Regions from separate parts of the Homo sapiens genome. Here region 1 is linked to region 2. A link is a loop called in an ENCODE intact Hi-C map of the cell type or tissue named here. Cell type or tissue: breast epithelium. All regions are shown on one strand. Each heading gives the region's core, and the rest is flanking DNA. Links, peaks and the distances in the headings are about the cores only.

What was found. Peaks named below come from ENCODE experiments on the same cell type or tissue, not always from the same donor. Only the 100,000 strongest peaks of a DNase experiment are listed, where the experiment ranks them.
Region 1: it touches region 2 in a loop (22-fold over the local background); 1 of 110 quality-filtered maps calls a loop at or near these places.

What each region holds. Positions count from the first base shown.
Region 1 is chr5:96,375,787-96,391,772 of GRCh38, forward strand. It overlaps LOC101929710 (a long non-coding RNA gene), which reads left to right. Exons shown (of 5, transcript NR_130776.1): 4 at 3,780-3,866. PCSK1 (proprotein convertase subtilisin/kexin type 1) reads right to left here. Exons shown (of 14, transcript NM_000439.5): 14 at 14,547-15,986. It also overlaps a transcript of CAST not described here. Among named protein-coding and RNA genes, the nearest start is that of PCSK1, 49 kb to the right of the region's middle. In breast epithelium, for the core only: no CTCF peak of the experiment used is centred there; a DNase peak (open chromatin) is centred at 8,755.
Region 2 is chr5:96,444,992-96,460,977 of GRCh38, forward strand. The region is part of intron 4 of LOC101929710 (a long non-coding RNA gene); the gene reads left to right. It also overlaps a transcript of CAST not described here and the pseudogene LOC102724070. Among named protein-coding and RNA genes, the nearest start is that of PCSK1, 20 kb to the left of the region's middle. In breast epithelium, for the core only: no CTCF peak of the experiment used is centred there; no DNase peak of the experiment used is centred there.

The DNA of each region.
Region 1 (15,986 bases), core at 6,725-10,724, 66 kb before region 2:
TCTTATGGAAATGCTGCCTATGTTTCTAGCCTACTGGCCTATCCTTTGAGTTTTAAACTTGCCAGCCCCCACAATCCTATAAACTAATTGCTTAAAATAAATCTCTCTCTCTCTATATATATATATAAATATATAAATATAAATATATATAAATATAAATATATATATATATCTCCTATTAATTCTGTTTCCTGGAGAATCCTGACTGATACATTCACCCACAAGACCATCACCCTCTAATATCACATGCTAATATCATGGTATCTTTACTCATTTTTTTTTCTTTTCTTTTCTTTTCTCAGACCTCTCAGGGTGAATTCATATTTTTTCTATATACATTTATACAGTCATATAATGCATAACAACATTTCAGCCAGTAATGGACCACATATACAATAGTGGTCCCATAAAATTAAAATGGAGTGGAAAAATTCCTATTGTATAACAATGTTGTAGCCATCCTAATATAGCATAATGCATTGCTCATGTGTTTGTGGTGATGCTAATGTAAAGAAAACTACTGTGCGTCCAGTGGTATAAAAGTATAGCACATATAATTATGTACAGTACATAATGTTAGCTAATGATAATAAACAACTATGTTACTAGTTTATATGTTTACCATACTGTACTTTAAAAAAATTATTTCTATTTTTTTTTTTTTATTTTTTTGAGACAGAGTCTCGCTCTGTCGCCCAGGCTGGAGTGCAGTGGTGCAATCTCAGCTTACTACAACCTCTGCCTGTTGGGTTCAAGTGATTCTCCAGCCTCAGCCTCCTGAATAGCTGAGATTACAGGCATGCACCACTATGCCTGGTTAATTTTTGTATGTTAACTAGAGACAGAGTTTCACCATGTGGGCCAGGCCGGTCTTGAACTCTTGACCTCAAGTGATCTGCCTGCCTGGCCTCCCAAAGTGCTGGGACTGCAGAAGTTTGCCACCATACCCAGCCCCATACTATATTTTTAATCATTATTTTAGAGTGTACTTCTACATATATATAAAAAGAGTTAACTGTAAAACAGCCTCAGGTAGGTCCTTCAGGAGGTATTCCAGAAGAAGGCATTGTTATCATAGGAGATGACAGTTCCATGAGTGTCATTCCCCATAAAGCCCTTCCAGTGGGATAAGATGTGGAAGTGGAAGACAGTGATATTGATAATCCTGATTCTGTGTAGGCCTAGGCTGTGTGTGTTTGTGTACTATTTTTTAAGAAGAAAATTAAAAAGTAAAACAAAATAAATAAAATAGATAAAAATTTTATAGAATAAGGACATAAAGGAAGAATATATTTTTGTACAGCTGTACAATGTATGTTTTAAGCCAACTTATTACAAAAGAGCCAAATAAAACAGTCAAACTTTCATTTTTTTAAATTAAAATTTTAATTTTTAATTTTTTAAAAAATTAAATTTATAAAGTAAAAGTCTACAAGAAGCTAAGTTTAATTTATTATAGAACAAATAAAAATATCTATTTATGAATTTAGTGTAGGCTAAGTATACAGTGTTTATAAAGTCTACAGTAGTGTACAGTAATGTCTTAGGCCCTCACATTCAATCACCACTTGCTGATTCACCCACAGCAACTTACAGTCCTGAAAGCTCTTTTCATGGTTAGATATACAGGCGAATCATTTTTTTTCTCTTTTATACTGCATTTTAACCATGCCTTTTCTATATTTAGATATGTCTAGATATAAAAATATTTACCATTGTGTTACAATTCCCGACAGTGTTCAGTATAGTAACATATTCTACAACTTTGTAGCCTAGGAGCAACAGGCTATAGCGGGTAGCCTAGATGTGTAATAGGCTAAACCTTCCAGGCTTATGTCAATATACTTCATAATGTTCACACAATGATGAAATTGCCTAATGACATATTTCTTAGACTGTATTCCCATTGTTAAGTGATACATGACTGTATATATGTGCAACTATTTACCCATTTATTTACAAAATAGGATAATACTATTCACACTGTATGTTAGGATGCTTTTTTCCCCCACTCAGCAGTTTACCTTGAATACATTTCCAAATCAATGAATATACTTTTAAAAACATCATTTTTAATTTATTGCTGCATTATTGATAATAATCAAGATATGTAAACAACCTAAATATTCATCAACCAATGAATGAATAAAGAAAAATGTGGTATGTATATATACAATGGAATGTTCTTTAGCCTTACAAGAAGGCTATCCTGCCATCTGTGACCATATGGACGAACCTGGGGGACATTATACTGTATGAAATAAACTAGACACACAAACACAAATACTGCATGACTTCATTTATATGTGGAATCTAAGACAGTCAAACTTATAGAAGCAGATAGTGGAATGGTGTTTGCCAGGGAATAGGAAGGGGGAAAGTGGGAAGGAGAAATTGGGAGATGTCAGTCAAAAGATATAAAGTTTCAGTTATACAAAATGAATAAATTCTGGAGCTCTAACGTACAGTGTGGTGACTACAGTTAACAAATACCATATTGTATACTTTACATTTTTTAAGCAGATAGGTCTTAAATGTTCTCACTGCACCAAAAAAGAGAAAAAAGAAAATAAGAATGGTAACTATGTGGGGTGATAGATATGTTAATTAGCTTGATTGGGATGATTATTTTACAGTGTATATGTATATCAAAACATCAAGTTGTACACTTAAATATATAGTTTTGATTTGTCAATTATACCTTGATAAACCTGAAAAATGTGTGCCAGTTTTATAAGCAAAAAACTAAAGAAACAAACTCAAGAAATAAACCCCATCATTTTTTAGTGCCAGTTTATTATCCCATTGTGTGAATAGACAATTTCTGAAAATAGCTCTAAAGATATCCTTTAAAAGTCCTAGAATTAGAACTTCTGGATGAATAAAATTCATATTTTTAAAACTTTTGGCACATACTGCAAATTGCCGTAAAGAAAAAGAATACCAACTTATACTCTTATTTATGAGTGTCCTTTCCCCACACTTTAACCAATTCATTTTATTATCATTCAAATTATTTTCTAGTTTAGAATTTTAAAAAACTAACATGTATTATTTAAAAATTTTATGTTGGTGTATATGTATTTTTACCTAATGGAGATTACAGTGTATGTATATATGTAAGTAAATATATATTCTACTTTTAAAAATAGTTATTACAAATAATTTCTTGTATTATAAAACTTTCGAATTCATTTTTAGTGACCTAATAACATTCCACTTCACAGATGTGCCATAATTGATTCGTGCATTCTGCAATTAGTTATACTCTCTCATTTTTGCCAAAATTTCTATTTCCTTAGGATATTTTCTCAGAATGGGATTATAGGATCAAAAATTAGGAATCTTTATGAGCTTTTGATACCAGTGAATGTTCTCATTAGTAGAATAAGTCTGTTTCACCACGTTCATTGATTTTGAATATTGGCTTAAAAAGTGAGAAAAATGTTACAAATATATGTATGTATGTAAGAGCAAAGCAGGTATTGCATTAAAAATACTAATGAGGGTTAATTTTGGCCCTCATCTAGATTCATTTGCTATTTCTATTTCTTGTTTTATAAATGAGAATGAGGGACTTGAAACAAGTATTTAGTGAATCCATTCACATTGGGAAAACGTTTCCCAGGTTTCTACATTTGTATTAACTTACACTGTAGCATAGGAGAAATAGCTAGGGCAACAAAAATGGAGTTTATGAAGTATAAAAATTGTAATTATAAATTCTGATAAATTACAGATATGAATGTAAAAACCTTTTACAATTACCTGTCTTTTAGGGCCAGAGGATCTACTACCACAGAACCATTCTAGATGTGAGTTCCTAGTGTGAAAGGACTGGGAGTTAACAGAAGAGCCACAGTGAGGTAGAGTTTGCTGTGTTTATATTTGCATCGAAGTTATTTTAAAATATTATTTTCTCTCTCCTGCACACAATATTTTTGATTCTATAGCATACATAGAATTTATATGTTTGATTCTATAGCATAAGTTCATTTCTCCTCAATCAGCCCTTTTGGCCATTTTGTTAAAGATCAGAGGTGTAGCCACATTAAGGAAAAGCATTCGAATCTGGGTTAGCCCTATCCATGGTGGCAGTTATTACCTGAGTGCCAGTGCCAGGATTGGATAGAGGGGGTATACAGCAGCCTGTCCTGAATGGTGTCTGAACAGGACCATTTCTGGTTCAATGTAGCCCTCCTTGGTTTTAACCTGTATCACATGAGCTTGCCTAAAAGGAACAATATCCCTTAATATTGAAAATTCGCTAACACGGCAATTCTTAAATTATCATGCGCACAACCCTGGAAGTCCTGATATCTTTTCAGGGTGTCTGCAAAGCCGGCATGATTTCGTAATAATCCTCACATGATTTGGCTTTTTCACTTTGTTGATATTTAGATTGATGGTACAAAAGCTATTGGTGGTGCCTTAGTTACACCAAACTGTACTAGAAGTCATTTTATGCTTCACCCTTACATACTCATAATTTTTTAAAAAATTCCAGATGCAATTAAAAATACTCTTGGTGAAGCAGTAAAAATTAAATATAGACCCTTGAATATATGCCTTTTAAGTTGGGTGATGAAATGTGAAGTTTATATAAAGCACTTTACTGCATGCCAAATTATCAGGCTTTTCCTGAAGAAAAATATTTGTGTAATTGTTTGAGTTGCAAACTGAACTGGTTGCTTTTTCATCGAACATCATTTTTACTTGAAAAAGAAAAAGACTTATGGAAAAACTGTGGTTATTCTGACCTGAGTATTTGGCAGAAAAAAAATTCTTGAAAATGAATAAAATGAGCCTGTCACTTCAAGGAAAACAACTGATAGTCTTTGTTGCCAGTGATGAAGTTTGAGCTTTCAAGTGAAATTAAAGTTTCAGAAAACTTGTATCTACTACCATGAGGTTGATGGTTTCTTAATATTTAGAGGTTTTATTATGAAATTAGGAATATTAACTAATGCATTTTAAAAAATTATTGTATGATGAAATGTGTCAATATTTGGAACATTTGCATAACTCAGTGAATCAATGTTGTCCAAATAGCAATGCTTGGGGGTTACAAAATTACGCGTGGGTAAAAACTCTATTCAAAGTTCAAGATAGACCAATAGATTTTAATTTAGGAGAGCCGAAAAAGTTTATTGGTATAGTTTCAGAGTCTACATTGTATCTTTTAAAAAACATCTTGTTGAATCTTGGTGTAGTATCACAGGAGAATATCCACAACTATGTTCCTTCCTTTTTCAGCCATATCTTTGTGAAGCTGCCTTTTCTTCATATACTTCAACCAAAATTTCATATTGCAGCAGGTTGAATGCTGAAGTACATATCAGAATCCAGCATTCTTCTATTAAGCCAGACACTGAAGAGATTTGCAAAAATATAAAACAATGCAATTCTTCTCATTAACATTATGTTTTGGAAATATAATTATTTTTCATAAAAATATGTTAATTATGTTAATATACAGTGGGTTTATTACTGTAATTTTATAATTAATAAGTAGATATTTAATTTTTTCCATTTTTAAATACAGAAAGTTTCAATAGATATAATCCACAAACAAAAACCCTTTGGGGTCCTCAATAATGTTGAGTGTGAGTGGTGTATGATTCCAAAAACTTTAAGAACTGTTATCCTAATAAATTATTCTTGGATAATTTTGCATGTGAATATCATGAGGCTCTCCCAAGCAAGGTAATGTATTCAGCAATAGATTAGGATGACCTCCTGATCTGAATGTAAAATTGGGTATTATGGTCAATAACAGTCACACAAATAATTAATTAAGAGATGTCAAAAAGAAAAACACAGCTTTCAAAAGCCTCTTGAGTATTTCGCTCATGTGTGCCTGACTGTTGGACGTGGTTACTGAGGTGCGCTGGTGAGTGCAGCTCTTGGTCTCCTAGGGGAGCTGTTTGCTTTGCCTTGTCACACACATGCTCTTTTGATCTCAGATACTAGTCTCTGTCTGGCTTCCTTGTGGTTAATACATCTGACATATGGCTTGTTTCTTTGTCTACCTTTTATTGTGTTATTTCATCAGGCTACTTTGAAATCAGTATAAGCAATAATCGGCAGACTACAATTCGGTTTTAAGTGCATTTTCTTATCAAGATACATAGAGTTATATGGCATTCTTATGATCCAGTGCTTCAACTGATGGCATATAATGTGGCGTTAAATAAATCTATACAGCCTGACATAGTTAAGTGTACTATTAGCTGACATTGAACATAAAAACAGAAGAGTGAAAAAGGTGTATGAGGTCTTCTTAGATAACTAAGCAGCCGAATGAAAATACAGAAAGATATTTCACTGCTGCTATTCTAATGTCGCTACTTCACTTTTTCTAAGCTTTGGATTTCTCTCCTCATTTCCTCTTTCCATAGGATTCTGTTCTCAGCTAGTGTTTGATACCACCTAAGGGTTCTGTCAGTTTAGTGCTCACACAGTTTATCATGCATCTTCACCACTTATTAGCTATGCGACCTTGATCAGGTGAATTCTGCTGTTTGTGCTACTACTGTATTTCCCTCTCTGTAAAGTGGGGGATAATAATAAGTGTATCTACAACACTGAATGAAGAATAAGTGAAACCATCCATGTACTGGGCTCAGCATCTTGACTACCACCCCCAGTGGATCCTCCCTGGGCATCAGCTATTATTCTTCTCTGCTTTTATTCATTGGCACTTTCATCTGATTTGCACAAAGAACTATATTAATTAATTAAACAAATACATATTTAATGGCTATTGCATACCAGGCATTGTGCTAGGATGAGGGATACAACGATGAATAAAAACAGTGCCCATGAGAGCAGAGGGCATGTCCACATAGTATTTAATACATTATGCTATTTCTGGCCTCTATCACAGTGTCTGACAGAGAGTGGGTGTTTCATCCAAATAAGCAAATAATCAACCCTATGAGGTAAATGAAATTATTATTCCCATTTTACAGATGAAGAAACTGAGACTTAGAAAGGAAGAGTAATCCATCCAGTGACACCCAGGTAGCTAGTCACAAAATCCCTCCCTAGGGATGGAGGAAGAAAATGCTAACACTGCCAATTCATGCTGCTTGAGAAGGGTTAATCTGGCTTCCCAATTTCTAATTTCCAAAGCACATCATGGACCTGCAGATAAACTAAATGCTCAACAACACTGTCCATAAGTACTCATTGATGTTCACCTTGTGTACAAGACACGGTGCTAATCTTTGGGATACTGCAGTTAACCTGAGAGACATTAGAGGAGCTTACATTCCGTTCGGGGAGACAGCTATAAACAACTGGTTATGTGTGTGGTTGCCTTGTGATAAACACTATGTAGACACATATACGAGAGGTTCTGACTTAGGCTGCTATTATGATGATCAGAAAGGCTTCCCTGAGGAAAGAATTTATAAACTAAGCTCTGAAGGGTGAATAGGAAAGAAGTAACTAGAAAAGAAATGGAGGAAAGCATTTCTAGCAGAATACCATGTTCAAGAACTTGGAACATTAGCATACCGGAGGAAGGCTAGTGTGCTAGTGTGCTAATGTGCTATACCCTGAGACTGAGTGGGGCAGGGAGATGACATGGAGCTATGGAAACAGGTTAGGGACAAATTGCCCAGGGCTTCAGACCCATGCTAAGCATTTTGATTTTGTTTTGTTTTGTTTTTGAGGTGGAGTCTCTCTCTGTCGCCAGGCTGGAGTGCAATGGCACAATTTCGGCTCCCTGCAACCTTCACCTCCCAGGTTCAAGCAATTCTCTGCCTCAGCCTCCCGAGTAGCTGGGACTACAGGCGCAGGCCACCACGCCCAGCTAATTTTTTTGTATTTTTAGTAGAGATGAGGTTTCACCATGTTGGCCAGGATGGTCTTGATCTCCTGACCTCGTGATCTGCCTGCCTTGGCCTTCCAAAGTGCTGGGATTTCAGGTGTGCATTTTGGTTTTATCCTAAGTACTCTTCAGTGAGTTTTCAAGAAGAGAGTGATGTGACAAGATATGCAATTTAGAAACATCACAGTATGAATGGAGACCAGGGGCACTCTGTTGCAATAGCAATGTGAAAGAAGATGGCAGTGTGGACCAGGATGGTAGCACTGGAGAAGAGTAAGTGGGCAGGCTTGAGAGATACTCAAGATGTTGAGTTCATAGACTTGTGACTTAGATCAGGGAGATGAGTAGGAGGCCGACCTGAGTTTTATGGGGTCTGAAGCTCATGGAACTGGAGAGCTCTTTCAGAAATGGATACTGGATATGGGAAGGTCCCAGGATGACTGTCCAGGTCCTAGGCATTTTATACAGGCACAATGAGGTATGTACAGAGAAGAGGAGGTATCTCTTCTCTGCACCTCTTTTTATTAAGAAGCCACACTTTTCTCAGAATCCTCCCCAGCATTCCTTTCATGCGTAGGAAATTGGGTAGAAAATTAGATAATTCCTTCCAGTTCTGAGACTCAGTGATTGTGGTGGGAACAAAACATTTTAGGAAGCACAATTCTCATCAGCAAGCTGAGAAGACAATCCACATCTGTACTCTAGTGACAAGATATAATTATTGTTCAATAAGATACTTTTGATATAATTATGCTGGGACAACAGGGATAAACGAAAGCTGTCCTTGACAAATTGGAACAATGACCACTCTATCTCTTATGGACATACGTGACTGGGTGAGTTCCCTCTCTTCTTCCCACCTCTGAGCTGTCTTCCCTGCCCTTGTATCCCTGCTGCTGGGCTATGACTCATCTTCCTCACTGACCACAGTTGGCACCTCTTTTCCGTCAGCTGACTGGCACTGCAGCATTTTCCACTGGGGCAAGGAGAAGGCATGAGCTGTAAGCTCTCAGAAATAATCAGGAGCATGGGGATTGTTAGCCTTGCTTCTGATGGAACCCAGACTCAGGCTGGGAAATTATTGACAGGATGTAGTTGGCTAGGAGATAGTGTCTTTCCAAGTGAGCCGAGAGAACACTGGTCCCTGAATATGCTCCAGGAGAAAGGGATTCTGTCTGGACAAATGCTGAAAAATGCACCCCTAAAGAGTCTTAGTACACGCTAGTATATATAAAAGGCTATTGAGAAGTCCTACAGTGAAAAAATGCAAAAAACTCAGGTTTTGTCCACAACTGTGCAAGACTTGGGCATCCTTTTTAAACATACACACCCCACACCACTGATAAATATCCCAAAGAATAGACTTGGAGAAACTTTTTAAAAAGAAGACACATTAACATCAAGCCAGGAAGGCCAAGAAATGGGGAGACAAATAGAATGGCCCAACATACTAGAATACTCCTAGAGTCAATGTGCTGGTTATTAACATATCTTAGCATCCCTGGGGATGAGCCACACATGAGTTCATGGGATTGATTCTTCATCCAAATGTTGCTTGAGTTATTGGATTGGTCTGTTGCCTCCTAAGAACGTTGGTTCCTTTCAAAATAGGTCAAGGAGTGATGATTGACAAGGACAACTTCTCTCACCCTTAAATTTGTTGGGGTTTCCAAAATTTGAAGAAGCGGTATAAACTCTCTAGGTGTTCCTGGAAGCATGAGATTGCTTATTAAGGCATCAGTTTGCAAAATTTGGAAGTAAAGCTAAAAAGTGAAACAGAGTGAAGGAGCAAAAAGATAGGGTTGGATAAACCAGTTTTAAAATTGCGGCTTAACTGTACAACCTTTGGCAAATGATTTAACCTTTCTGAATCTCAGTTTCCATATATGTAAAAATACTTCACTTGTAGGATAATGCAAGCATTAGAAATAACATGTCTTATTCATGAATTATCATTGTGAAAATATAGAAAGTGTATGCTTAATGCAAAGAAAATGTTCAGTTAACAAAAGCTTTCCTATTATTTCAAATAACAGAAAAGAATCTGCAGTAGATTCCTATGGTTCAGGAAGGCATACTCTGTTCATGGAGCAGAAGGAGCAGAGTGGATGATTCAAACTGTCATGTATATTAATGCTATTGCCTTGCAAATTACAAGGCAGTTAGGAAAACATTTATCTTCCTTCTCATGAGGTTAAAATTGTTTTTAAGAATAAATATTTATTCCGTGCTATAAATATCTTCTAAAGTGTCATGTCACCTTTTTTGTCTTGCTAATATAAGGCATAGCTTGGATGCTGGAATTACTGCCAGGTTAAAATCTCAGCTCTACTCCTTGCTATCTGCATGACCTTAAGCAAGTAAACAAAACATGTTACCCCTCAGTGTCTCACTTTCCCATCCTCAAAATAAGGACAATAATATTATTTATCTCAGATTCGTTTTTACGATTCTTGTGAGAATTTAATTAAACAATGCACTGTGCTGTGAATATAGTTAAGAAAGAATCTGTTTTGTATTGTTATTATTGGCATCTCAATGCTTTAGAAATTTTTTTTTGTTTGAAAATTGTTACTCCAATTTCTTTCTGGATGCTAGGAGAAATCCTTACCAATTGGATGTGAGACAAAATTAAACAATGATTTTCTTTATTCAATATCTTCTTTTCCCTCACTTGTTGCCTCTGGCTTTCCTTAGTCCTGGGGAACTGCCTTTTGAGCCTCAACTGTCACTTCAAGGATTCCTCGTTGCAGTTCAGTCTACACTGGTGATGATTAACCCATTTCCAATGTGGCATTAGGAAAGGAAGGTTCACATTGGAATGACAATTCACGAGGCCACATAATCTTAGCCAGAGATATTTAACAGTATTTTCATCTTCTTCATCGACTCTTACATTTTCTCCTTTATTGGATTTGCAGATAAGAGCTACAAATTCAAATCTGTTTGGTTCTAAAGTCCGTTTTGTTTTCATGACACCACAATAAAAACAACAATCTCACAAATAATGAAAACTAACATTTGCTGAATATTTACTTTCTACAGAAACCATACTTTGCCAGGCATGGTGGCTCACGCCTATAATTCCAGCACTTTGTGAGGCCGAGGCGAGCAGATCACTTGAGGCCAGGAGTTTGAGACCAGCCTGGCCAACATGGCAAAACCCTGTCTCAACTGAAAATACAAAAATTAGCTGGGCATGGAGGTGGGCACCTGTAATCCCAGCTACTCAGGAGACTGAGACAGGAGAATCAGTTGAACCCAGGAAACAGAGGTTGCAGTGAGCCGAGATCATACCACTGCACTCCAGCCTGGGCAACAGAGCAAAACTCCATCTCAAAAACAAAAACAAAAACAAAACAAAACAAAACAAAAACAACTAAATTACTTCTCTGCATTATCTTATTTAATCCTAACAGCAAATGCATAAGAGGTAGACTTCATTGTTGTATATGAGTAAATAAGGCCCAGAAAGGTGAGGTAACCCGCTCAATGGCACATAGTTAGAAGGTGGTAGAGCCTGGATTCAGATTCATTTGTGGCTGACTCAAGAGTGCACACCTCTAGCCTTTAAGTTGTTAATATATTTTCAGACATTTTTGGCCCTTTAATGATTAGAATAGTATCATTTACAGCAACTGATTGAGAAAAGCTAAGGCTTGTGGCTTTTTGGTTTCTGTAAGTAAAAATAACAACAGCAGGTTCACGGCCATTCATTCATGTCCCAAAAGCTTATTAAGTGCTAGTAAAGAATGACCAGAGCCAAGGGCCTAGATGCTCAGATAAACAAGATGGGTTTGATCCACCTCTGAGACACCTGATGGGATGGATAGGACCTCATAAGTGGGCTTTCTTCCTTCTAATTCTCTCTGGCAAGAGAATTTGAAACAGCCCATAAATTTCTTTATTATTACAAATCTCTCTTAACATTTTGGGCTCAAAATTTATACTATTCAGTAAGCATTTTCTTATCCAAAACAGACTGGCATTAGGCACCCTACCATGGAACACTCAAATGATACTCTTTTCTATGAATGTGACTATGAACTGGAAATTATGCATGATATGTGGGGAGCACTGGACCCTCCCCAAGAATGAGTTTTGAGCTGAGCCCTGGTGGTGCCTGGAATAGGAGAAGTGATGATGCAAGAAGTGTTGTAAAATATGTAAGACAGAACTAAGGCCAAAGGGTACTCTCCTCTCACTGAGACATCATCGAGGTTTATAAATCACCTGTCACTGGGGCCACTAGGGACAGGGATACAGGAAATGAAGGGATCAATCATGACAACCCTGCAGGAAGAAATTCGAGGATGTTTTCCTCTATCCTCTTCTAAGAACAAGAATTCCTTTCAAGATTGGGGGTCCCTGTTCAGATACATATTTAATGAAGATACTCTCAATATGGGGGTGTATAGAGATGGGGTGCATATGGATGTGGAGGAGAGAGAAAGTGCTTTATGGCATTCCAGCCAAATTGACTGAAAGTGGCACACATGGTAGAGAGAACCGGTATAGAAACCAGGAAAGTGGTCTCTGCCTCCCTGGCACATGCCATGAGAATGATGGGCGCATAATGACTTCAGTCACCTCCTTTTACTGGTACATTAATGATAGAGTAATGCTTATAAAATATGTACATATAGCAACAACATACAGGCTTAGTTAGACTGTTCTCTCTCAGGATGGCTCTGCTTCGTGCTATGAGTTGGCTGGGCTTGGTTCCAGAATGTGGTTTTGATTTACATCTGGTTCATATACATCTGTTCTGGAAACCAGGCTTAAGGGGCAGTAGCTCCTGGGGCACACTCTCCTCACAGCGCTGGGTCACTGAAAAGCAAGGGCCAAGCCAAACTGTGCAAGCACATTTGAGGCCTCTGCTTGCATCACATTCATTAATATTCCATTGGCCAAAGTAGATTGCATGGTCAACATCAGTGGTCCAAGAAAGTATACTCTGTCCACAGGGGCAGAGGGAACAGAGTGGATAATTCAAACAATCATTTATATGAATGTTATAGCTTTGCAAATTACAAGGCAGTTGGAAGGCATTTCTCTTCCTCCTCATGAGTTTAAACTTGTATTTAAGAATTAATCTGTATCCTTTGTACACGTGCATGTATTTGTGTTTGTACTCACAGCATGTACATGGTTAATCCAATAGTTACCAGATGGACATTCAAAAGAAAGTAGAGACCATCTATGGAAATTGTTTTATGTACAACACAAACACACACAAACTATTTCTGTATATATATATACATATATATACACACACACATATGAAATTCAGCCTTTAAAAGGAGCTCTTGCCACTTGCAATAAATGAATGAACCTAGAGTATATTATGCTAAGAGAAATAAGCCAGACACAGAAAGAAAAATGCTGCATAATGTCACTTATATGTGGAATTTTTAAAAAGTCAAATAGATGGAAATGTAGAGTAGAATGGTTTTTGCAGTGGGGTGGGAGAGGTGGGGGGAAATGGGGAGATATAGGTCAAATAGTATAATGTTGTAGTTATGTAGGATAAAAGTCTAGAGATGTGATGTACAGCATGAGGACTATAGTTAATAAAAATGTATTACATACTGGAAATTTGCTTAAAGAGTTTTCTTAGCATTTAGGTGCTTTTACCACAAAAGAAAAAAGGTAACTGAGAGAATGGATATGTTAATTTGCTTGACTGTAATCATCTTTTCACTATGTATTTATATATCACAATATCACATTGTACACCTTAAATATGTACAATCAATCAATTAATCGATTAATCAATGAAATGAAAATAGAGATATATCTTCAACTAATCCTGATGGAAAGAAGTCCTTCTGGAATTTCTGAAAGATCATTCTAGTTTTACTGAATGATTATGACTTAGGAGAAATGAATGGATTCTGGGGAAAAACCAGTTCCCAAGGGGAGAAAGGTCAGATTCTGAGATGGTGGGTCGAAATTCCAGGAATGGAAGTTTGAAGCAAGAGAGAGAAGTGGGCCTGAAGTTCAGAAATCAAAGTTGGGAATTGGGGCCTGGCACAGTAGCTGATGCCTGTAATCCCAGCACTTTGGGAGGCTGGGGCAGGTGGATCACCTGAGCCCAAAAGTTTGAGACCAGCCTGGGCAACATGACGAAACCTGTCCCTACAAAAAACACAAAAATTAGCTGGGTGTGGCGGTGCACACCTGTAGTCCCAGCTACAAGGGAGGCTGAGGTGGGAAGATCGTTTGAGCCTGGGATGTGGAGGCTGCAGTGAGCCATGATCATGCCATTGCACTGTAGTCCGGGCAAAAGAGTGAGACTCTAGCAAAAGAAAAAAAAAAAGTTGGAACTTTGAGGGTTCTAATGAGAGAACCTCTGGGAAGGATTTCACACTTAGCTGCTTTACTCTAGCCTGTAAACTAAGTCCTATTTGGTGAAATGTTGGGAATCATTTCTCTTACATGTAGTAAGTCTGTTTAGTTTAGTTTAGATAGTTTGTTCATTTCTCAACATTTCAGTTAAGGCTCAGTCATACAGCTTTGCATGTTGTCAAGAAAGTGAAGGATGGGCTAGAGAGGAAAATAAAACATACCTTGTTCAGGTAGATTCTTAAATTGACTCCAAGAAAGCCCAATTTCCTAAAAAGGAATTAACTCCTTAATGTAAACTGTCAGCTTTTCTTTTGTATAGTCCATTTGGGAAACACAATAAAAGAGGGAGATCTTGTTTGTGGTGGAAACATGAGCTTTTTTTCTTTTGACTTAGTGAGAAACAATTTATTTTTCTGATTTATAAGCATATTTTACATATTCTGGTCAATACATCAAATGTATAATGTGGAAGTTCCCTTAAGAATACCAAGACCACACATGTTAAACTCAGCTACATGTTGTATTAGGCTATTAGACAAATGTCACTTTTAATATCACAACACATACATGTACTTTTTTTCATTGACAGAGGAACATGCCTTTCAAAAATATTTTATTGGGTGAAACTTTCTTATTCTCAGGAAAACTTTTGGTTCTTTAATATAATTTATTATGCTCTTTAAAATTCTGTTTGATAAAAGCATTGGTATATTATAAATACCTGTAAAGAAAATATAGTTTAAAATTTCAAGGGAAATAGTATATAAGTTTTCTCTTTGACATTTTCACAAAAATCCACACAGGCACTAAGAAAGACTGACAAAACTGTTTTATATCTGAATATTATACTCCAGGTTGGAAACATTCAATATGATTTTATTTAAATATTAAAGCTTCTTGAGAGTGAACCTTTGGCTACAACCCAATGAGTTGGCTGGGGTTTTAACCCAGAAAATATTTTGTTAGGAAGAATCAAAAGAAAGATTTATACATCTAGCACTAGATTGGGAATGGAAAAGTAATGAGTTTTCATTCTAACTCTTTATTGGCCTTTCCGGGCCAATCTAAGAATTCTCTGGTCCTTTTTAGTTTTAATACTTTTTGATATGCTCCAATATTGGAAATTCTATCTAACACTTCATATCAAACAATATATGAAACTTCCAAGGACAGAGTGATTCCGCAAGTCTTTTAGGAGAACATTCTCTAAGCATTACGGGCATTGCTCTGCAAACACCCTCTACACAAATTCAAATGGTAGAAGAGCAGGTGAAAATTTGTGTTACCAACCATACTTCAAGCCAAAGCAAATGACAGACTCTAGTGTTCTTTTCATGAACCAGTTCAATGCCATGAATTACCTTATGAAGTTCAAACTTCATGGAAAAATTGCAAACAGCAAACTCAGTGGGAGAAAGCCAGCATTGTAGGTGACTGGAGACTTTGTAAGCATATTGAGAGAAGGAAGCCAGAAGGTTAGTAATAAATGAATTAGTATTAGTGATCATCCAGGTGAGGTGAGATTACATAAGCAAACTCATAATTATTATTGTACAGATCCTGCCTAACAGAAGATGCGGGTAGTTTGTTTTTCCTAATGCATTTACACTTTGTACACATTCGCTTAGTGTAGGAGTGGGCAAAATCAAATGCCTATTGGATACTGCCCAGCAAGGAATCAAGTGCCTGCTCTAGGTAACATGGAGCAGGGTGCCATGGGGACTGAGAGTCATCTAATCAGGCAGCTGCTACTCAGCTCCAGCTAACTGTTGCCATGAGCAAAGATGGGTCCGAG
Region 2 (15,986 bases), core at 3,953-7,952:
ATGCCAGAGTCTTTAAGTCTTTCCTCTTGGGTTAGTTGGATTCCAGAGAGAAGACTCCCTGACCTGCAATCTTCAGCAAAAAGGGCCAGCCACCAGAGGAAAAGGACAAGAACCCTGAGGACTGCACTCACTGTGCCTCACTTAGTTCCGTGTTTCAGTGTGAAGCCTCCACACTTAACTGTGCCTGGTGTCTCTGGGGAAAACACCTTCAGTCTCTTTGCTGGGTGACAAAGGGATGGTTTTCTGGCAATAAAAAGTGATGAGAGAAGCTGGGGAAGATTGCTTCTGAGGTACACACACCATGGTGGTGTGTACCTGTGGTCCCAGCTACTACGCAGGCTGAGGTGGGAGGATGGCATTAAGGCCAGGAGTTCAAGGCAGTAGTGAGCTATGAAAGAAAGAAAAAGAAAGGCTTTATGTAGCAACTTTATCTTCTTGCTCTGCAGAAAAGAACTGGACTCATTGCCCAGACACATAATGGTTCCCTTTTGAATGTATTCTAGACCTCCATGGGCAGTCATCTGAAATGGTTCCTGTTTTTCTAACTTTACCTCTCTTTTCCTCTTCATACAGTTTCTTCATAGATTTTAAAAAATCTTTTCTCTTCTCCCAGTGTTCCACTCTTCTATTTTGGGAGCATGCCACGGCTCACTCTGGAATTCTTAAGTTCCCAGTCAGGTCTTGTCCTGTAAATTTCCTCAGTCTTGTGCATTTTCTGCAGATCACTGGCATTCTTTTTTCTGCTGTTTTTGATGCTGGGTTCTGAACAAAAAGAAGCCCAATGTCCATCCCATGGTACGTGTGAATCTGGGTAAACCCGGGGGTAATGGAGGTGAAGTGTTCTACTTAGAACTGCAAAATAATCTTTTTCTTTTGAGGCAGGGTCTTACTCTGGCACCCAGGCTGGAGTGCAGTGGCAGATCTGGGCTCACTGCAGCCTCGACCTCCAGGACTCAAGCAATCCTCACACTTCAGCCTGCTGAGTAGCTGGGATCATAGGCATGTGCCACCACTCCTGGCTAATTTTGTTTATTTTTTGTAGAGACGGAGTCTCCCTATGTTACCCAGGCTGTTCTCAAACTCCTCAGCTCAAGCTCAGACTTCCAAATGATATAGTGACTCTCTTTAAAGTGCTGCGATTACAGGCATCAGCCACCATGCACAGCTCCAAAATAATTTTTAGTGTACAAAAAAAAAAAAAAAATCACAGAACTCCGTAGATTACCTTTCTGAGACAACCCCTCATTTGGTCTACATAAGAATCCTATATTCTTATTGTTAATATAACTTGACTTTATTGTGGTACAAGAACTATTTTTTCATAACCATGTATTACATTGCAAACCGCTCTACCATTAACATGGCTTTAAGGGATATCATGGCCAATTGTGTCTCTGTAATTTTGGGGCTTTTTTCTGTGTTTGCAGAAAGGAGGGACTGGACAGCCCCATCACTCATATGTTTGTGGCAGGATGAAATTTTGAGATATTAACCAGGGTTCCCCAAGCTCCTTTCCTACTCAGTCAGCAGCAGGAATTGCTTCAGAGAGGATGCAGGGTTTTAAACCAAGAACACAAAAGGAAAATAAGCAGTCGGTGCTCAGCTTTTGCATCTCTAAAAATAAAATTTAAATCTCACTGTGGAGATGGAAATCTATAAAGTCAAGGTCATTGATATTCAAGATCCAGTTTCTTTTGAGCAGCAAGAAGCCCAGCCCAAAGGAAGTCAGGCATAAGGTTTGTGCCATAAGCAATGGAATGGAAAGAGAATAGATGAAGAGTCAGGCTGCCGTATCCTAGAGACTGGATAAATGTTGCCTGGGCTAGAAAAAAAGAGTTACCTTGAAGAAAAAGCATCTGTGGAATATGAGCATGCCACCTCAGTTTCTGTCCTCATCAGACCAACATCTAGAGAAGAAAGAGGGTTACTGAGCTTCCTGTCGTTTGGGGGATTTGGGAGGAAAGGTAGGATCCTAAGTACTCAACAAACAGAAAATCACAAGCACTGGCCAATTAGAAGAGATGCCCAATTAATCCAAATGATCATTCTGGTGCATGTTGGTTAAATTACGGACCTGGAGAGGGCATGAATGCCTGGCTCCCATCGGAGAATTCAGTGTGGCAGCACTCTTGGATAGGTGCTGCACAGCATGGTGGCAAAGGAGGAATTAAGCAAAATGAGCCCAGGCGTAAGAAGCCATGAGACACAGCTTTGAGTTTCTCTCAGACTTGCAAGTGATACAGTGACAGCTGAAAGCATGCAGGCCCTAGGGGCCTTGGATGTGGCTGAGAGAGCACCAGTGGACTTGAGGAAGCTTAAACCCATGTTAGGACCTCAGGCAGTGGCAGAAGTCATGGGCATAAGGACCAATTTCCAGAGACTAGGAAGTTAAATAGCAGCTGATGCCAGCAGAAGGCACAGAATAGCCACCGACTACATATACCCAGCACACACAAGTGTGCACACACACTCATCCACATACACACCCATCCACACACTCACACACATCCACACACGTGCCTGCATGAGCCCTCTGTGGAATTTAAATGTTACTCACGGGCAGAAAATAGACAAGGGCAGAACCTTAAAATTGCCTGAGTTTAAAATGAAAATGACTGAGGAATAATTTGACTGGGTTTACTTGGGAACACTTGGTCAAAGCTTCTGATTTTAGAAGGAAATATGAGTTACAATAAAAATTACATTTATTTATAGGAAAGTAAAGTATATGTTACCCCTTGGATGCCTACTCAAGCATGTGGGAGTTGTGTGTGTGTAAAATATATCACATATATTTTTAATATATGTGATATCAGCTGAGGTGCCCTGTCAGTGACATTCTAATTAAATTGGCTCTAATGCTGTCCACTGTGTGTTGAAACCCCATGTCCGCTCTGATCTTTATGGAAAACATAAAACAAGAAGTAAAAACCTGCCCTGCTAGAACAGCTCTGTCCTACATCAGTGATTTTCAAACATTTTGAGTGCTGGAGACATCATTCTGGATGGAACTCTCATATGTTAAAAAAAAAAAAAAGATAAAACCAGGGCCATTCTGGCTGTGCAGAGATGAGGGACAAGAATCAGCTCAGGGCATCTGTCTGGAATATTTTTATGCAACTGAAATGCCCTTACAAAGAAAGGCATTTTGAAAGCTACTGCTCATTGCTATCCTAGGTGAATTCCAGAAAGCGTATTAACATGTCTGGGGGCTATAAATCTTAAAGCCTTAGGTTTGACTCCAAATGGAACAGGAAATCTATGCATAAAATATTTCTAATTATGTCCCTTGAGGTTTTGAGGCTAAGTGTTTGTGATGCTAGATTTAAAGGATAAGTGAAAGCAAGTGACCAAATGTTTTGCTCTGGCATTTGAAGACCATCCTGTCAGCTATCCAAAAAGCAACTTGCTATATTTCATTCATTCATTCATTCATTCATTCACTCAACAAATGTATATCGCGCTTTTATCAAGTACTAGGCACTGTGCTAGCTGCAATGGAAACAGTTTCCGTGCCCCCTATTGACTGTTATAGCTTTACATGAATTCTTTGAACTATAATGTTTCTGCTGCTTTCTGCCTTTTCAGAACAGAACAAATTGAATGTTTGAATGTATTTCTGTTAGTGTGCAAACTCTTGAAGCTCTTGGTGGGTTTAGTCACTTTCAGGAAGATCAATACAGACACTCTAAATATCTAGAGTATGCCCAGGTTTACCATATTCACATAAGGGAGGAGTCTGGGCTAGTATACTGGACCATAAACATCATATCACTGATCAAAAAATGTAGTCAAGCAGAGCTCTTCAAAGGCATTTCTATTTGCTGCCTAACTGGATCATATGCCATTTAAAAAATGCAACCATTCCCCAGACCTAAACTCCCTGGATAAATTGTGAAGAAAAATAGTATCTTTAAAAATACTTAGTGCTTTATTTATTTAGTTTATACACCTAGTTAGATCAATTACTTCTGCTAGGCTTATTATGAAAAACAACAATTCTCTGCCCTCCCCAGCCTGCCCCATATCCAGCTTCTCCAAGACAATCATCCCACTTTCATAGCTTTCAGCATTTTGCCTCCATATCTCTAAATAATATCATTTTCCTTTTTCTTGATTGTTTTAGTTTTAGGCATTATGTAGTCTAAAAGCCCCTCTCTGCTTAACCACCAATGCAGTCTTGCCATCCACAGTAACTTCTGCCCCTTCATAGTTGTATCACAATTCTGTATAGACACATACTCAGTGTTCACATCAGGGGTTCCCAACCCTAAGGCCATGGAACAGTAAAGGTCCGTGACCTGTTAGGAACCAGGTGAGCTGCCAGTAAGGTGAGGTGCCAGTAAGCAACCATGCCCACCTGAGCTCCGCCTCCTACTGCACATGCGAGGAATCTGGGTTTCATGCTCTTATGAGAATCTAATGTCTGATGATCTGAGATGGAAAAATTTCATTCTGAAACCATCCCCCAACCCTGCACACCATCCATGGAAAAATTGTCTTCCATGAAATCAGTCCCTGGTGCCAAAAATATTGGGAACCGCTGGTTTACATGATTAGGCTATGTAAAGCCTATTCACTCCTGAGGTATATAATTGACTATGATTGCTTTTTTCTTCTTAAATACTTTGCCATGTGTATTTTTGCTTAGTTTTCTATGTATTTCTCACCAATTCAACCCTAAATTCTCAGCCATTTGTCCAATCTTCTCTCACTATGTTCAAATGCGTTATGTAATCCATCAATGCCATCTTCCTGGGAACATTTTCCACAGCCTGCTGGCCTCCTGGACTGTTTGGACAGGACTCTCTTTATGTCTGTTGCACCTTGGTGTGAGAACCCTTCACCATCATCAAGGATTCTCTTACCACTCTCTTAAGATGGATTCAATATTCTGGACCCTATATCTCCTGCCATCTTGGTATTTTCCCTTGTTTTTATGGAGCACTTTTTAAAGTAGATTCCTGAGAAACAGTGTATGTCTGAAAATGCCTGAAATGTACCCCCATATTTGATTTCTCAAAGAACTAAAAATAGAATTACCCTTTGATCCAGCAATCCACTACTGGGTGTCTCCCCAAAGGAAAAGAAATCATTTTTATCAAATGCACTTGTATGTTCATCACAGAGCTATTTACAACAGCAAAGTCATGGATTCCACCTAAGTGCCCATCAAGAGATGACGACTGGATTTTAAAAATGTGATATCTATCTATCTATATATCTGTATCTGGAGATAGATATATACATCATGGAACACTACTCAGCCAAAAAATAAAATAAAATTATGTCTTTTGCAGCAACATGGATAGAACTGGACATCATTGTTCTTAGTGAAATGACTCAGAAGCAGAAAGTTCAAAACCTCATGTTCTCACAAGTGGGAGCTAAACAATGGGTACACACAGACATACAGAATGAAATAACAGACACTGGAGACTCCAAAAGGTGGGAGGGTGAAAAGGAGGTGAGGGTTGAAATACTACCTATTGGGTACAATGTACATTATTCGAGTGATGGATATTCTAAAAGCCCAGACTTCACTACCAGGCAATATATCTATGTAACACAACTGCACGTGTCCCCCTAAACCCATATAAATAAGTAAATAATCCTCATATTTAATTAAGGGATAGGCTAGATATACAATTCCACATCAGAAATATAATTTTCCCTGAATAATTGCAAACATTGCTCCAATGCCTTAATGCTGACAAATTTTTTGTTGAGAAGTTCATGACTATCTTCTGTATTTTCTTTCTGAAGGCTTTTGAAAAATTAAAAAATGCACCCCTAACATTCTGAAATTTCACAATGATGAGCCTCAGCACAGGTCTATTTTCATCCTCTGTGCCAGACATTTAGGGTATCTTTCAATCTGGAAGCTCATTTTTATTTCTGAGTCCCAGGTAGCTAATCTTAGCAGTCACTCAATAAATGATGATTGAATCAGACTAAACTGAATAAGAGTTCATATAAAGAAAATTCCCTCCTCCTGGGATGTCCTGCTTCTACAGAATCTTCATAAAGTGACATTCTGCCCATCCACCAAGATCTGACCTATGCCCTCCTAGATTCCTCCAATCTTTCCTTGCAGCACTTAATTGCACCTACCATTTGCTCCTGTGATATCTGTTTAATTGCTTATACGAATTCTACGTAATCTTAGACTGTACACTCCTGGAGGGCAGACACCTAGTCTTACACATCTTTGTGTACTATCTACCACCTCCATACTACTTCCAAGAATCTAACCCAGGGCTTAGCACTATGCAGTTCTTAATAAATGTCTGTTGAATGAATAAATAAATAAGTAAAGTAATACATAAAAGAAATTAGAAAACTAGTGCCTTTCAGAAAAAATCCTGTCACACAAACCTGACAAAAACAAGCAATGAGGAAAGGATTCCCTATTTAATAAATGGTGTTGGGAAAATTGGCTAGCCATATGTGGAAAACTGAAACTGGACCCCTTCCTTACAACTTATACAAAAATTAACTCAAGATGGATTAAAGACTTAAACATAAGACCTAAAACCATAAAAACCCTAGAAGAAATCCTAGGCAATACCATTCAGGACATAGGCATGGGCAAAGACTTCATGACTAAAACATCAAAAGCAATGGCAACAAAAGCCAAAATTGACAAATGGGATCTAATTCAACTAAAGAGCTTCTGCACAGCAAAAGAAACTATCATCAGAGTGAACAGGCAACCTACAGAATGGGAGAAAATTTTTTCAGTCTATCCATTTGACAAAGGGCTAATATCCAGAATCTATAAAGAACTTAAACAGATTTACAAGAAAAAAACAACAACCCCATCAAAAAGTGGGCAAAGGATGTAAACAGACACTTCTCAAAAGAAGACATTTATGCGGCCAACAAACATGAAAAAAGACTCATCATCACTGGTCATTAGAGAAATGCAAATCAAAACCGCAATGAGATACTATCTCACGCCAGTTAGAATGGCGATCATTAAAAAGTCAGGAAACAACAGATGCTGGAGAGGATGTGGAGAAATAGGAACACTTTCACACTGTTGGTGGGAATGTAAATTAGTTCAACCATTGTGGAAGACAGTGTGGTGATTCCTCAAGGATCTAGAACCAGAAATACCATTTGACCCAGCAATCCCATTACTGAGTATATACCCAAAAGATTATAAATCATTCTACTATAAAGACATATGTACATGGATGTTTACTGAAGCACTGTTCACAATAGCAGAGACTTGGAACCAACCCAAATGCCCATCAATGATAGACTGGATAAAGAAAATGTGGCACATATACACCATGGAATACTATGCAGCCATAAAAGAGGATGAGTCCATGTCCTTTTTCACGGACATGGATGAAGCTGGAAACCATCATTCTCAGCAAACTAACCCAGGAATAGAAAACCAAACACCGCATGTTCTCACTCATAAGTGGGAGCTGAACAATGAGAATACATGGACACAAGGAGGGGAACATCACACGCTGGGGCCTGTTGCGGGGTAGGAGGCCAGTGGAGAGATAGCATTAGGATAAATACCTAATGTAGATGACGTGTTGATGGGTGCAGCAAAGCACCATGGCACATGTATACCTAGGTTACAAACCTGCACATTCTGCACAGGTGTCCAGAACTTAAAGTATAATAAAAAAAAAAAAAAAAAAAAAAAAAAGAGGCCGGGCGCGGTGGCTCACGCCTGTAATCCCAGCACTTTGGGAGGCCGAGGCGGGTGGATCATGAGGTCAGGAGATCGAGACCATCCTGGCTAACAAGGTGAAACCCCGTCTCTACTAAAAATACAAAAAATTAGCCGGGCGCGGTGGCGGGCGCCTGTAGTCCCAGCTACTCGGGAGGCTGAGGCAGGAGAATGGCGTGAACCCGGGAAGCGGAGCTTGCAGTGAGCCGAGATTGCGCCACTGCAGTCCGCAGTCCGGCCTGGGCGACAGAGCGAGACTCCGTCTCAAAAAAAAAAAAAAAAAAAACAGAAGAAAGAAAAGAAAAAATCCTGTCACAGAAATTCCGAGTAACCAAGGAATGACTTCAGCTAATGAACAAATATGATCCCTACAGTTAAAAAGAAAAAAAAAATCTGTTTATTTCAGTTAAGGAAGAAGGCATACACTAAAATGGACCTGCAAGGTGTGATGAAAAGTAAATCCTTGAGTCATGTTTCTGAGTCTCAAAACACAGCAGAAACAGCTACTCGAAAATGCCAATTGGATACTTGTTTTTCTGTTAATTTTCACCACTGTGTGTATAATGCATTGAGTTTTGAACTCTTTTGGCATTAACTTAGGCAGAGTTACTAATGTTATTTAAGGAAAGTGTATAAGCAATAAGATTTACAGTTGGTCTACAAAATTATTTTCCAGATTAGCTTTATTTTACCTATGTGTAGTGAAATGTAATATAATGCTTCTAGAGAAGACTGTAAGTATTGTAAACTGAATCTTAAGGCAATAAAATTTCTTTACGAAATCAAGAGTGGACTAATATAAAAAAGAAACATGCAGTCTTCAGTATATCACAATAATGTGTCAATGTAGCTACAGGAAGTGTGTCAGGCATTACCATCGAGCACTGATAGAAGAGATCCAGTGTGGTTTTCCTATTGACCTATTGACTGTGACTGCTGTGCTCCTCTCAGTGGCAATGTTTAGCTCAGTCTGCATGTGATAATTGTTTCCAAAGCATGCATGGAATATGATTCGTTGACTTTTTCAGGTAACTAGACTCAATAAAAAATGTTGATATATTGATCTAATCAGAATAAATGCTTTGGCATCAAGTAAAAATCTTAAATCTTAAAAGTAATTCTTCAATATACCAAACATCCTTAAGACAAAGATAGACAAAGTAGCATATTTGTTACTCCATATTAAAGCTCTAGCCAGATTGGAAGAAAAAAAAAGAGAAAAATCTAGAAAATGATCTACATGCATCCAGACCAAAACAACAACAATACAAGCTGGCCTTGGTTGGTTCTACTGCGCAGAATTTTTGACCTTCAAGACCTGCATAATTTCCTCAAGATTTCTTTCTAACTTATATCCGTAGATAAAAATTTTTTGTTTTGCCTAATTCTCCAAATATATCTTTTTTTTTCCAACTGTCATATAAGACGAGGTCTTAGAGCTATTGTAGCCTATCTATGTGTTGTTCTTAAAACTAGCTCCAAATTAATGAACCCTACTACGTGGTAGCCGTACAATCTATGTTACCTTATTAATCCTGATAACATTCCTTTGAAAGGTGTCATCAGACCCATACTACAGACAAGAAAACTGAAGCCAGAGATATCAAATAACCAGTCCAAGGTCTGAAATTAATGAATTCCTAAGCCTATATTTGAACCTAGGTCCAAAGTCAATTCCCCTTTAAAATGCTACACTGCTACTTTTATGTTTTTATTAACACAAAAGAGGTGCTGGTATTGACTGGCAACCGTCCCAGCCCTATGATTTTATTTTCCAGCAGTTCAGTCATCTCATGACACCCTAATATTTGTAATAAAAATAAACACTTTTGTGGCTGTCTGCTAGAGGCAGTGGTGCAGTCTTCGCCATACACATCAAGGCAATTGTTGAGTGTCTGTCCTATACCTGGCCCTGTGCTGAGTCTAGCGGGAGCTACTCAACACTGGAAGACCCAGTTCCCTTCCTTGGTAAATTAAGCTGAACAGAGATTGTTTCGTTTGAAAATTCCTGTATTTCTCAAGTGTTTCACCAGTGGCAATTGGAATGATTTTAGGCGGCTCATTGATCTCTGAATTAAGTAATACTGAATCTCAAAGAGAGATGTATTCCCTTTTCTACCCTTCCAATAACCATCAAAGATAATGACTCAGTTCGGTGCTAATATGCTTTTAAAACTACTGCTAATCTCTTTTGCCAATAAAATGAAAGCAAGCATTTGGCTCAGAGCCTTTGGCAAGCAACAGAGAATTTATTTTATTGGCATTTCTATTTATGACAATTGATGCTAATTTTCTATTTGTGATAGTGTTAAAATTTTCCTTTCTAAATGAATTTAGCATAAAAAGTGAGTCAATTAAAATAAAGGTATTTTAAAAATAATAACGCAGGCATATGGCAATAATACATATTAAATAACACAAGGATATGGGAAGAAAGTTCACTCTGTAAGATAAACTGAAACACAACCCAAAGGGAGTAGGCAGGGTCTTAGGAAACCTAGCCTGCATCTCCTCTTGGGACTCGGCTCATCCCAGCTCAATTGTAGGGAAAAGCTGTCTCCAGCTTCTGTGAAGAAAGAAAAGTCAAAGATTCTTTTCAATAGAAGAGAAATTGTGCACTAAAAAATCATTCATGTAAGCTTGTTCTCAGTAATTAGATGCTATCATAAATAAGCAGAGTGACCAACAGGTGACTTTTATTTTGGGCAAACTCTAAATGTCTTCTGGAAACAAGAGTTGTTTATACAAGATACAGATAATAAACCTTGGCAACATGGTTCCAATAATTAAAAAGAGTTTCATTTGAAGAGTTCAGACCAGAATAAGCAGGAAATCCATTTGCTACTTAGTTGCAACAGCTAAGGAGGGTCTTAGCTCCTGTTTAACCTTTCTCCTTTGGTGAGCATGTCTACAGCCTTTCTCCTCTCATGAGCATGTCAACAATCCCGAGCTCTGTCCACGCAGGACCTCAGTCCTGCCGTTCCCTCAGCTCCCAACCCTCTCCTTCCTGGCTTTTCGCATAGCTTAACCATTGCCTCCTCACAGAGGCCTCCGTTGAGCAACTTAATTCCATCTTCCCTCCATATTTTTTCTCTTTTGCTGCATACTGTTTTTCTTCGTAGTTTTTACCATAGCTTGGAATTATTTATGTGTTGATTTGTTCTTTTTTTCTGTCTCCTCTTGTATACCTTAAGGTCTCTGATGGCAAATGCTGCATCTATTTAGAGATGATCATATCTCCAGCACCTGGCCCAGGAGGCCTTCAACATGTGTTGCTGAAACAGCAGACAACAAAAAGTTCCCTCTGGGTCCAAAACAGAAAATGAAAGTGAGGAACAGGGCTGGGTATAACATGACAGAATAAACTTCCCCTCATTCTCGGTATTTGTAAGACAATAGGGAATAGAGGGGATATCTAATGACCGAAGGATGACCCGAGCCCCCTAAAGACAGTGGATGGAACTTAGCTCCATCTAATACTTGTGACAAAGAAAGAAGGAGCCAATAGGACCAGACGTTGATTTCTTCAAGAAAAGCTAGACATCTAAATGTTTATGTGAATTCTGCTTATTTTTAATGCTGGAAACTAAATCAAAGTGTTTAAAACTTTGTAGGGGCCAATATTTAGTGAGCTAAACATACATATCTGAGCTTTCACATTGTGACGCATGCTATCATGAAAACCTCTATTCCCTTTGCAGGTTTTCCTAGAGGCAAAATCTCTTACATGTATACAGTTACAGTAATATATAACTACTCCTCAGCGCCCACTCCCACCGTTTGGAAATCTAGATGGTTTAACATTCAACTTGTCCAAGAACACAAGAATATCAAGACTATTATTCTGAATTCTCTGACTAATCCATGTTGGTTTGATAATCTCCCTTTAATATGCCCAACATATTTCATTCATTAATTTACTTAAACAATTGAGTGCCTACCCTGTACCAGGCACTGGCATAAAATTGTAAGTGATGTGGACATATTCTTGGCCTCCTTGGGCTTCTGTCTCATGAGGGATCTAGAGAGGTAGTGATATAGTCTGGCTGTGTCCCCACCCAAATCTCATCTTGAATTGTAGTTCCCATAATCCCCACTTGTTGTGGGAGGGACCAGGTGGAGATAACTGAATCATGGGGGTAGTTCCCCCATCCTGTTCTCATGATAGTGAGTTCTCACGAGATCTGATGGCTTTATAAGGGGCTTTTGCCCCTTTTGCTTGGCATTTCTCCTTCCTACCATTGTGTGAAGAAGTATGTGTTTGCTTCCCCTTCTGCCATGATTGTAAGTTTCCTGAGGCCTTCCAAACCCTGTGGAACTGTGAGTCAGTTAAATCTCTTTCCTTTATAAATTACCCAGTCTCGAGTATGTCTTTATTAGCAGCGTGAGAACAGACTAATGCTGGTAGACAGCAGTTATATTGCTACCACCCAGAGGTTATTAGCATCCTCCCTGATTTCTCCTTCTCCATCATTCCTCACACCAAATCAATCCTCACATCTGACTAATTCTTAGATCTCTCAAAGCTCCCCATTCTTCTTTGCTTCAGACCCATTTCCATTGCTCTAGCCCAAGTCAACATCACTCTTATTTAAACTACCGAAACAACACTTTAAGTCACCTATCTCTCTTTCTACCCTTTGGCCATCTGCCATGGTCTGCCCTCAACACAACAGTCAGCATAATCCTCTTTAAAAAGGAGCTAAATCATGCCATCCTTCTATTCAAAACTCTCCAATAACTTTCCATGTCGCTCGGAATACAGCTCTTAGATTGACTAACGAGGCCCTGGATATGGCTACGTTCCCTCCTCGTCTCCTCCCATGTTCCACCTCACCTATGTTGCTCCAGCCACCCTGGCTGCCTTCTCAAATGTACTAAACTCACTCCTACCTCAGTGCCTTCGCCCTTGCTCTTCTCTCTACCTGGCGTAGTCTTCTTCCCACCTGCACACTTTGCACAAGCAAATCTCTTGGCATTCTTGACTCTCTTTTCTCTTCCAATTTGAATTACATTTTTTGAAGGAGTCTGGATGGTCTCTTATCTTCCTCAACCCAGAATGAACCGTCACTGTCCTCCACTTGGAAGCCACCACACCTAACAAAAGGATGGTGTGGGGACACATACCTGACCAAGGCCACATAGGAAGACAGCTGTCATTTTTCCCTATTAGGGGTTTATGACTCATTTGTGCAGCTTGTAATTGGGTTTTAAAACTTAACTCATTTCATTCTTTTTACATTCCTGATTTTGCTTTGGAAAATTAATGAAGGATGACGTATATTTACATAAAAGGAAATTGTCAGGATAAGTCTTGCTGCTGTCTGACTTCATGGGTTAACAGCTCGCCCAGTCTGTTTTCATATAGAGCAGAGATTGGGAAACTATGGCTCCAGGACCAAATCTGTCCAGTCACCTATTTTTGTATAGCCACAAAGCTAAGAATGGTTGTTACTTTTTAAAATAGTTGAAAAAAAATGAGACTAATAATAATATTTTGTAAGACAGAAAAAGTTAGAAAATTCAAATTTCAATGTTCATAATGAAATTTTATTGGAATGCAGCCACACTCATTTGTTTATATGTTGTCTATGGCTGCTTTTACACTATGCTGGCAGAGTCAAACAGTTGCAAAAGATACCGTATGGCCTGCAAAGTCTAAAATACTTACTATCTGGCTCTTTACAGAAGCTTAGATCTAGAGAAGTCATTACTACACTTTGAGATTTCATGAATCCGTAAAATTTAAGGATGGAGGAGGAGGGTAAACACATAGTTGCCAACTTTCAGGTTTTTGCCAAGGAAAGACACAAACAAATCTTGCCATCTGTCATCACCCACCACAATTTAATAAAAGAAAGAATAGCACAAAAAAAGTAAGAATGGATATAATTTCAGAAGAAAAGGGAATCTTACACAGTTAGAGGCTCAGGCCTTTAGCATTAATTCTAACTACTTTGAGTCCAGGGTCCAGTTTTCTCCATGTGTGGGAAATGGGCCTCATTGTGCAACCCTTTTAATCTTTAAAGTCCTTGATTTAAACTTTTAAGGGATGTCATAAGAATTTTCAGAATTAATTCTTTTTTAGTATTATTAATTACTTCAATAAGCTGATAAGAGTCTAGGTTCCCCAACTTTCGCACATCATCTTTATCCAGCTCACACCCTCAGATCTCACCCTCCTAAAATTGCCCATAACGTGGGAGCGTATGACAGTTTTCGGCATTCAGCATATATTGCTTTTAATTATTGATTACCTTTATTTATGCATTCTAGGCACCAAATTAGTTTTAACGTCCTTGAAGATGGTTTGAAGGTAGAGACTAAATGTGTAAATTTTTCATGTTTTGGTACCTAATGTGATGCCAAGAATAAAGTGAGTGCTTCTATACTGTATACAGTTTGTCCCCAGATCGAGCAATATCCTGGCTCCCAACACTGTCCCTTCTGCTTAATCCATGGAAAATGCTAAGAGTGAGAAGTGAATAAAATCATCAGTTCTTTCTCCTTAACAGAAATAAATGTCTGCTTTCTAGGGCTGGTTAGGGTGCTCCCGTCTTGGCAATACGAACATGACAGAAGGCCTCCTTGTGTTAAGTAGATGACCACCCTTTTTATATCATTCATTTCTCTCATGGTCGTATATTGTAATGTAGATCTCAAACTCAGGAGCATTTTGCATGCCAACCATGTGGCACAAAGTTAGGTAAAGTCCCTGTCAAAATGGGGCACTGGATGAATAAAGCCTGAGATCCTCCAGAAATAACATCAAGAGGAAAATTAATATAGTAGTTGAAATGTATAATTTGCTGACTTAGAAAAAAGTGGGCCATGATGGCTTTTAAAAAAATTAAGTATAGTAATTACAGGATTCAGCTGCTTAAGCTTTAATTCAACAGAGGACCAGAGAGCCCTCAGAACTCCCATGGAGTTTTCTCTCTTTCTCTCTGCTGGAGCTAACCCTGCAGAATAATTAAGAAATAATTTCTGAGTAGCCACACATGTAGGCAATCAGACCCAATATAGGAAACACCTGCTTTTACTTAATTCTGGACTGCTTACTAATAGAACATATTTGTCTTGGGACATTGTGTTTGCTTGTGTAATTATGCATAGCACATTTTCGGATTTTACTGCAGATTGGCTCTGAAATCAGTTCTGAGTGTGTCTAGGTAAGCAAGACACAAAAAGCCTCCCTCATCTTCTGTACAAACAGACGTAAGCAGAATAAGGCTCCATCTTCCCTTCTGCCCATACCATACGGTACAAACAGGAAGCAGTCAGTGAACAGCTTTGGTCTTTCCAGGCTTAGCAACCAGTGTTCTTTAGTTAACAATTCTAGACCCATCCAGCCAAAAGGGGTGGAAAATACACAGGTCAACAGCTAGACAAATAGCGCTGACAAGTAGCCCTGACGCCACTGAAGTAGAAGAGGCTTTGATCCAGTGGGATGATCCTCTTCAAGTGGTTGGAGTTTCAATGTCCTGCATATTAGCTGCACTTTGACAAGGGTTTTCATGACATAACCCAGAAAAAGACTATTATGAGAGTCACAAAAGAATGAGAAGAGTCACTTGAGACCGTGGAGAACATGGACACAGAGAGAAGAATTGTAAGGAGAATATGATTAGAAAAGAAATAAAACTCAAATACAGGGAGGGGAACATGACAACACTGGGGCCTGTCAGGTGGTTGGAGGGCAAAAGGGAGAGAGCATTAGGACAAATACCTAATGCATGCGGGGCTTAAAACCTAGATGATGGGTTGATAGGTGCAGCAAACCACCATGCACATGTATACCTGTGTAACAAACCTGCACATTCTGCACATGTGTCCCAGAACTTAAAGTAAAATAAATAAATAAATTCTAAGTACAAAAAAAAAAACCAACCCTCAAATATAAAGAATCAGGTTAGAATTAAAAGTGACATTCGATAGCTCTGTTTGCATACTTAAATTGAAATAAGAACAGAGACAATGGAGTGGAAGAAATCATGCTTGCATAAAGTAGCTGCATATTTACAGTAAAAGTATTTTTAGGCTTCAATTATCTCACATTTTCCTCAATTTTATACTTGTTTGAGGTGGACAGAAATATGTGAACATATTAAACATAGTCATGATTTCTGTATAAACTGCAAGTCCATCGATAGACCACAAATTTTTTAGATAATAGCTTTATTGAGGTATAAGTCACATACTATAAAATTCACCACTTTAAAGTGTATTATTTAGTCAGCTAGTTGCATTGTGTGACTACCACACACTACCTAATTTTGGAACATTC